Linked DNA regions of Homo sapiens: region 1 is linked to region 2. A link is a contact called in ENCODE POLR2A ChIA-PET data. All regions are on one chromosome and are shown on one strand. Each heading gives the region's core, a stretch centred on a gene start or an enhancer-like site at or near the end of the contact. The rest is flanking DNA. Distances are from core to core; before and after follow the strand shown.

Region 1 (4,183 bases), core at 829-3,328, 3.8 Mb after region 2:
TTGGTAAAAATGAAAGAAAATTGGGGAAGGAAGAAGTTAAGAGAAACTGGGTTGGTCAGTTTGGAAATATTTAAAAACTTGCATCAGGCAAATGTAGGCATAGAATTCCACTCACGAACTGGGAGGGCAGAGAAAAAGACAGTCTCGGGTAGGATTACTAAGAATTGACCATTCTGGAAACAAATACAGTGCAGTCTGATCTGTACCCCAGACTCCACGGAAGCCCACTGGTGGTGGTGGAGGGGGTGGTAGTTTGTGTCTTCACTGCTGGGTGGCTCTTTGAGTCTCTTATCTCTCAGGACCATGTAACCTACTGGATCTACTCACTGCATCCTGGCCCCATTTCAGTCTTCGTTTATTAAATACAGTTCTGCTATCCCTAACTCCCGCGCAGGGGAAGAAAGTACTTACTCTGAACCCAACATATAAGGGCGAACCCAACATATAAGAGACATTTCTTAGTGGGGAGAACCGGTCATCTTCACCTTGCCTGGAATAATTCAGCCGGGCGAGACATTTTCCATTTCTACCTTGGGGCAGCTCAATTTTTATACCTGAGGCCAACTTCTACGCCATTCCCCCCCACCCCACCACCCAAAATCCCTTCAACCTTTCATATCTTAAACTCCTTTCCTTTCAGGTCGGGCAGATTAGGCAGCAGGCTGGGAGCTTCAGCAGGAGAAGTGACCTTGCCTGCAGCCTCCCAGATGTCTCAGTCCCAGCTAAGCATCGGTACCCCGGAGGGCCCTGCCAGTGCAATGCTCTGTTAAATCTTTTTCCGTTTAGTAAAAATCTCTTCTGTCTCCTCTCATCATTCACTATCTTTGAGAGCCTTTTCTTCTTTAGTCTCATAATTTTCCATCCCTTTCTTATTTTCCTACATTTTCTTTCTTTCTGCTTTGTAGAGATGGGATCTCACTATATTGCCCAAGGCTAGTCTCAAACTCCAGGCCTCATGTGATCCTCCTGCCTTGGTTTCCCAAATGCTGGGGTTATAGGTGTGACCCACCACACCTGGCCCCTTATTTTTAGTTAAATTTATCTTGGTAAAAAATGCCTTTCTTGCTGCGCGCAGTGGCTCATGCCTGTAATCTCAGCACCTTGGGAGGCCGAGGCCGGCGGATCGCCTGAGGTCGGGAGTCGAGACCAGCCTGACCAACATAGAGAAACCCCGTCTCTACTAAAAATACAAAATTAGCCGGGCCCGGTGGTTCATGCCTGTAATCTCAGCTACTCAGGAGGCTGAGGCAGGAGAATCGCTTGAACCCGGGAGGCGGAGGCTGTGGTGAGCTGCGGTCGCTCCATTGCACTCCAGCCTGGGCAACAAGAGTAAAACTCAATCAGAAAAAAAAGAAAAGCCTTTCTCCCTGCAAATAATGCATATACAACACTCAATATTTTAGTATGTCCTGCACTCACGATTTTAACCCTAATAGGAAGGACAACTGGAATTCTTTCTCCTTAGCATCCACGAACCCCATATGTTATAGGACAAACAGATGGCCAGACCCTGGCCTGTGCCTCCAAACACAGACCTTTTCAAGGTCTAATGCTTCCAGAGAAGTCTTCACACTGGCTCTGAGACCCACACTTGTAATCCATACAACCAAGCAGCCCGATCCTCTAAACACTCAACCATCTCGTCCTCAGTGGCATATGGTTACCTAAAATAAACCTGAGAAGCAAACACAACTTCTCCGGGTGACTTTCCTATGATAAGGTGAACAGAACTGTATGACATTCAAAGAGAACTGATGAAGCGGCAGCAGTGCAGGCTAGAGACGAAATGAAAAGGCCTTAAGATAGCTTGGTGACTTAGGAGAAAATAGAACAAGGAGATTACCATTAATATTTGCCTTTCTGAGTGTATCCCAAACAAGCAAAAATAACCAGTAATTATATCATTCTTACCTTCTGTGTCCCCATCGCTGTAATCTAATTCAAGTCTTCAAGAAAGATCTAGGGGTGATTCCAGAAACAGCTTTTTCAGCCAACAAAACCTTCAAAATGTCCTTCTCAGCAGCAAGTTTTCTCCACGTCCTCAGGAAGGATCCAAAGTCTTACCATTACAGCATCTCTGGGTCTCGCTGGGATCATGACTATTTATAATCTCCGCAAAGGGTGGAGCCTGAAAGGGCGACAAGCCCCCAGCCCCACCCCACCCCACCCCACCCCCCTGAAGCAATCTTGTGATCTCTCGGAATTCTGTGTTATCAGAACTACCCCCGCCCCCGCCCCACAGACAATAACGCCCTCCCTCCCCCCTCTCTTAAAACCACATCCTTCCACTCTCTCCACCCTGGGTTTTTTTTTTTTTTTTTTTTTCAAAAGCTCATCCTTACTCCTTCCCTCTTCTAATAGCAGCTAGAGCCTCTTAGTTTCACAGACAAAATACTACCAGAAAAGCCTGGAGGGAGGGCAAATACACTATTTTATGCTCTCGCATCTGCTTGGGATTAAAACAATCTACAGAGAGATTAGAATAAATCTATCCATACAAAACGAAGTCAAGTGGGTGCTACTATCAGAGATTTAAGGTTGTTAGAAAGAGTGTTAGTAAGAATTCTTGATCCTATGAATTTATAGGCTGGGTCTACAATCTTTTTTTTTTCTTTTTTTTTTGAGACGGAGTACACAATCTTAAAGGGGAGGGAAAGACAGCCTGAGAGAAGAAAATCAGGGAAATAATTTTGCCAGTGTTCCTTTCTTCGCATAATCTCACCTGGAGGGAAGAAAATCTGAATTTCTAGGAGCCAGACCAACTATCAGGGCAGTAGGAATAAGAGGTTCAACTGTTTATGGAATACAATCCATATCCTTTTTTTTTTTTTTTTTTTTTTTTTGATATGGAGTCTCTCTCTGTCGCCCAGGCTGGAGTGCAGTGGTGCGATCTCGGCTCACTGCAACCTCCGCCTCCCGGGTTCAAGCAATTCTCCTGCCTCAGCCTCCCGAGTAGCTGGGACTATAGGCGCCCGCCACCACGCCCCGCTAATTTTTGTATTTTTAGTAAAGACGGGGTTTCACCATATTGGCCAGGCTGGTCTCAAACTCCTGACCTTGTGATCTGCCCGCCTTGGCCTCCCAAAGTGCTGGGATTACAAGTGTGAGCCACCGCGCCGAGCCCTATATTTAATAAGGCATTTGCCATATCACCCATTCTGAATTCTGCATCACTTTCTGCTAGTCTCAAGCTTATAGCATCTAGAAATGCAATAAATACCGAATTCAATTAAGCAGGTATTTGCCGAATACACGCTATGTATCAGGTACTCTCCAAGAAGCTGGTGATTCTTCAGTGAATAATAGAAAAAAAGGCCGGGCGCGGTGGCTCACGCCTGTAATCCCAGCACTTTGGGAGGCCGAGGTGGGCGGATCACGAGGTCAGGAGATCAAGACCATCCTGGCTAACACGGTGAAACCATTCTCTACTAAAAATACAAAAAAAAAAAAAAAAAAAAAAAAAATTAGCCGGGCATGGTGGCGGGCGCCTGCAGTCCCAGCTACTCGGGAGGCTGAGACAGGAGAATGGCGTGAACGCGGCAGGCGGAGCTTGCAGTGAGCCAAGACAGCGCCACTGCACTCCAGCCTGGGCGACAGAGCAAGAATCCGTCTCAAAAAAAAAAAAAAAAAAGAATAATAGGACAAAAGAGTTCTGACCCACAAGTCATTTATAGTGTTTCCCTTCTTCCCTTTTTATAAAGTATAAAAAGGGACTAGGGCAAGTAATTCTCACATAACTGGAAAAGATTATTAATATCCTATTAGTTATGGACTGTGAGTTTCTTGAAAGAAAAGTGTTACATAAGTATCTGATTACTAAGCTATACAAGAAAACTGAACAAGCTAAGCAGGAGAAGAAAATAGGAATGAGAACTGAGGGAGGGATAATCGGGGAGAGAGAAGAGTGGTTCCAGGTTGAGAGTAAACAAAGCAAAACAACTTGGTTTGTGTTTAAACAGCTGGGTAAGTGAGAGATAGTATCTAGGCTTTTTTGGAGGAGGAATATCAACTATCAAATTCCTAATGCCCATTCATTTGTAGCTTGCAACCCTTTCAGTACTGGAGGTGGCAGGGTGGGTGAAGGACGCTTGGTAAAGAGATAAACTTTTTCCCAGTGGTGAATTGGAGAAAGTGTATCTTCCTTTAGGGTTTTGGTTGAGGGCCTAGAATTCAAATTGATACT
Region 2 (4,176 bases), core at 1,053-3,552:
GTTCAAGACCAGCCTGACCAACATGGTGAAACCCCGTCTCTACTAAAAATACAAAAAATTAGCTGGGCATGGTGGCGCACACCTATAATCCCAGCTACTCAGGAGGCTGAGGCAGGAGAATCACTTGAACCCGGGAGGCGGAGGTTGCAGTGAGCAGAGATCGTGCTACTGCACTCCAGCCTGGGCAACAAGAGTGAAACTCCATCCCAAAAAAAAGAAAATTATTCTTAGTCTTTCCCTCCTTTCCTCTTTCTTTCTTTCCTTTCTTCCTTCTCTTCTTCCTTCCTTCCTCCCTCCTTCCCTCTTTTCTTTCTCTTTCTCCTTTTTCCTTCCTTTCCTCTTTTCCTATACAAATATTTACTGAGCATATACTATGTTCTAGTCTACCATCTATTCTTCTACAACACATGTTCCTATAAGAACTCATCCACAGCTAATAAATAGGGAAATTAAGTGCTTATAAAGTGAAAGTTGGGTGGGTTCATATGGATTTTTTCCTAGCAAGAAGAGCTAAAGTAGCAGGAGTAGAATTCTAACCTTCAACAAGAAAGGGAAAAGCCCTCAACTTGGCTTTTGCTTAGGTAAGAGCCCTTTCAGCTCTATTTTAAGAAAATTGCAAATGCATGCCTGCACCTGGGTTTGCTTCCCAGAAAGGCTCATCCTAGGAAGCAGGTTGCACTTCCTCCTATGCCCACCTGGCCCAGAGTCCACTTCCATCTGCACCATCTCAGCACCTGCAACCAGCAGTACCACTCTATAGTTTTGTGCAAGTTTTAATATCCCCAGAGGCAACTTTCCAAAGTAGAATTGTTGCCTGGGCTGTCTAGGTTTTCTCTGAAGGCACCAATTACTGTTTTTATTAGTGCTCTATTACCGAGTTGCATAGATTTCTCAGGCCTGCCCAATCCTATTATTTTTAGCCTGTTATTTTTAGTGTGCAGTTTTACAGAATACAAAGTTTTTCAGGAATGTATGTATTATGTTACAGCACCTAACCTGTACTAAACCAATAGTGCTTATCTTTAACTGAACTAGAGTGTAATCACACCCACAGGATACTAAGCCATAGTTGAAAACAAAAACATAGAGCTACGTGGAAAAATCCCCACTGCAGAGTTAAGTGAACAAAAGCAAGCTGAAGCACAATACATACAGTATGATCTTATTCATGCAGTGAAGGGAAATAACCTTTGTAACAATGCTTTTCATTCTCTATGCATAAAGACACTGTATTCCATATGTCAGTAAATTAAAGGGAAACCTGGTAACAGCTTCGAGTTTAGTGAGAGAGGGGAGAAGGATCCCAGCAACATTGCCCTTAAATCCAGGTCAATGATGTCCTACTCTGGTCCCCTCTGGATCCTTCCCTTGGGACAAAAAGTTCTGCATTTAGTGGCACTTCCCTTTCCAGATCACAGTCCCTGGAAACTGGGACGCCAGAATTCTCTTGCGAGAGACTCCCGAGCCTGCTACATTTCTGGATCCATTTTCCTGACAATTGTTGCCTTTGTGCGCACCCTTAGGTCCAGGGAAGGGGCAGCGGGAAGAGAAGATGGGAAAGCAAGAGACCTCCACTGGTCCTGTTTTACAGGCAGGCCTGGTTACCAGGAGATAGAGTAGGTGCTGTCTGATCCTGCAGGAGGTTTTTTTTGTTTGTTTGTTTTTAGACAGGGTATTCCTCTGTCACCCAGACCGGAGTGCAGTGGCGCGATCTGAGCTCACTGCAACCTCCACCTACCGGGTTCAAGTGATTCTCCTGCCTCAGCCTCCCGAGTAGCTGGGATTAGAGGTGCCTGCCATCATGCCCGGCTAATTTTTGTACTTTTAGTAGAGACAGGGTTTCACCATGTTGGCCAGGCTGGTCTTGGACTCCTCACCTCAGGTGATGCACCCGCCTCAGCCTCCTAAAGTGCTGGGATTACAGGTGTGAGCCACTGCGCCCGGCCTGGTCCTATGGGACTTTATGTGTAAGGTCCAAGTTTTACAGGGAGAATCAGTTTTACGTTGTTTAGATACTTAACAATTAATTAAAACATAACAAAAAATTGCGATACTTTCTACTCATCTGGAAACTGGAACTAACAGGGTCTTTCATGATAATTCTTGATTATGGTTCCTGAGTTCGATGGGGAAAGAAATGGGGAAAATTAAGACATAGAGGGTGACAGGTGTCAGTGACTTCCTACTTTTAAAGAAAGCAGGCTTACTGTGATGGCTGCAGAGGGCTATGGGGTGAGAGTGGAATTCCCCAGAAGCAAAAGCCATAGCAATTAGTAGAATTTCCACCCCACTTCCACCCACTGTCTCACGTCCAGCCCATGGCCTGGCCCCAAGAAGCACCCAGGAAACAGTCCTGAGCAGGCCTTGTATCACACACTTCAGGGCAGTTGGTCAAATCTGTCATCAGAGGCGCCACAGACCAGGGGATTTCCTGTGGGTGGAGTCCTCAGCAAGGTCTTGGCACTATTCTGGGGTGTTCCCCAGCTCCCCCACACTGATTCCAGGAAGCCTGCCTGGGATTATCAGAACTTTGCTATCTTGTCCTCAGCTGCTTTCAACAAAACTGGGTGGGGGCTGGGGATAGGCCACCTGGTGAATGAGCCAAAGGAGAACAGAACCAGGAAGCAGCAGGCCAGCCATCTAGGTGTGTCTACTTATGAGCTTGGGCAAGCCATTTAACTCTGCGCCCCGCCGGTCCCCCTGCTACCTATAAAATTGGGATAATATTCCATCTCAGGGCAACTTCAGAAGGCTGTTGTGAAAATTAAATGAGATAAACAATCGATCTGATTTTTAAAAAAGACCAAAGACTTTGCATAGGCTGGGTGTGGTGATTCACCTGTAGTCCCAGCGCTTTGGGAGGCTGAGGCGGGAGGGTTGCTTGAGCCCAGGAGTTTGAGACCAGCCTGGGCAACATAGCAAGACACCGCCTCTAAAAAAAAAAAAAAAAAGACTGAATATATCTCACCAAAGAAGATACACAGATGGCAAATAAGCACATGAAAAGATGTTCAACATCATATGTCATCAGGGAAATGCAAATTAATACAATGATAAGACACCATTACACGCTATTAGAATGGCCAGCTCCAGAACATAGAAAACACCAAATGCTGGACAGAATGTGAAGCAACAGGAACTTTCATTCATTGCTAGCAGGGATGCAAAATGGTACAGTCACTTTGGAAGACAAGTTTGGCAGTTTTTCACAAAACTAAATGCACTTTTACCACACAAGCCAACAACTGATTGAACTCCTTGGTATTTATGTCCACACAAAAACCTGCACACAGATATTTATAGCAGCTTGTTGTTTTGTTTTCTTTTGTTTTGTTTTGAGATGGAGTCTTGCTCTATCGCCCAGGCTGGAGAGCAACGGCACGACCTTGGCTCACTACAACCTCTGCTTCCTGGGTTCAAGCGATTCTCCTGCCTCAGCTGCCCGAGTAGCTGGGATTACAGGTGCCCACCACCATGCCCGGCTAGTTTTTGCATTTTTAGCAGGGGTTTCGCCATGTTGGCCAGGCTGGTCTTGAACTCTTGACCTCAGGTGATGCACCTGCCTCGGCCTCCCAGAGTGCTGGGATTACAGGTGAGGGCCACCGTGCCCAGCCAGCAGCTTTATTCTTAATTGCCAAACCTTGGAAATAACCAAGATATCCTTCAGCAGGTGAATGGAGCAACCAACAATGGTGCATCCACATAATGGAGTATTATTCAACTCTGAAAAGAAATGAGCTGTCAAACCACGAAAAGACAGGAAGGAACCTCAAATGCATGCTGTGAAATGAAAGAAGCTAATCTGAAAGTTTACATACTGTATGGTTCCAGCTGTAGGACATTCAGGAAAAGGCAAAACTACAGTTAAAAGATTTTCTGGGGATTTGTGGGGAGGGGTGAGAGATGAATAGAGGGCATAGGGGATTTTGAAGGCAGTGAAACTATGCCGTTAGATACTGTAATGGTGTATATGTCACCATACATTTGTCAAAAATCATAAAATGAACAACAGGAGTGAACCCTGATGTAAACCACCGATTTTAGTTAACAATAATGCAGCAATATTAGCTCATCAATTATAAGAAATGTGCCAAACCAGTGCAAGATGTTAATAATAGGGGAAATTGGGAGGGATGGCATATGGGAACTCTCTGTACTTTCCACTCAATTTTTCTG

The links. ChIA-PET counts read pairs that join two places held with the same protein, here RNA polymerase II (POLR2A).
Region 1: POLR2A ChIA-PET joins it to region 2 with 21 read pairs in OCI-LY7. The contact joins the promoter of SLC2A3 here to the enhancer-like site in region 2. POLR2A ChIA-PET finds 5 or more read pairs at or near these places in 2 of 52 experiments (OCI-LY7 and activated T-cell).

What each region holds. Positions count from the first base shown.
Region 1 is chr12:7,934,109-7,938,291 of GRCh38, forward strand. SLC2A3 (solute carrier family 2 member 3) reads right to left here and starts at 2,079. Exons shown (of 10, transcript NM_006931.3): 1 at 1,912-2,079. The coding sequence starts at 1,926. RefSeq lists an enhancer at 187-1,140, a silencer at 2,208-2,257 and a cis regulatory region at 4,106-4,183.
Region 2 is chr12:4,151,234-4,155,409 of GRCh38, forward strand. No RefSeq gene overlaps it. Among named protein-coding and RNA genes, the nearest start is that of CCND2, 120 kb to the right of the region's middle. RefSeq lists a cis regulatory region at 2,189-2,782 and an enhancer at 2,310-2,679. Within about 2 kb of position 2,303, at least 10 of the 41 ENCODE cell types and tissues checked have a DNase peak (open chromatin) inside an H3K27ac peak, as active enhancers do; they include OCI-LY7, where a contact is called at or near this core.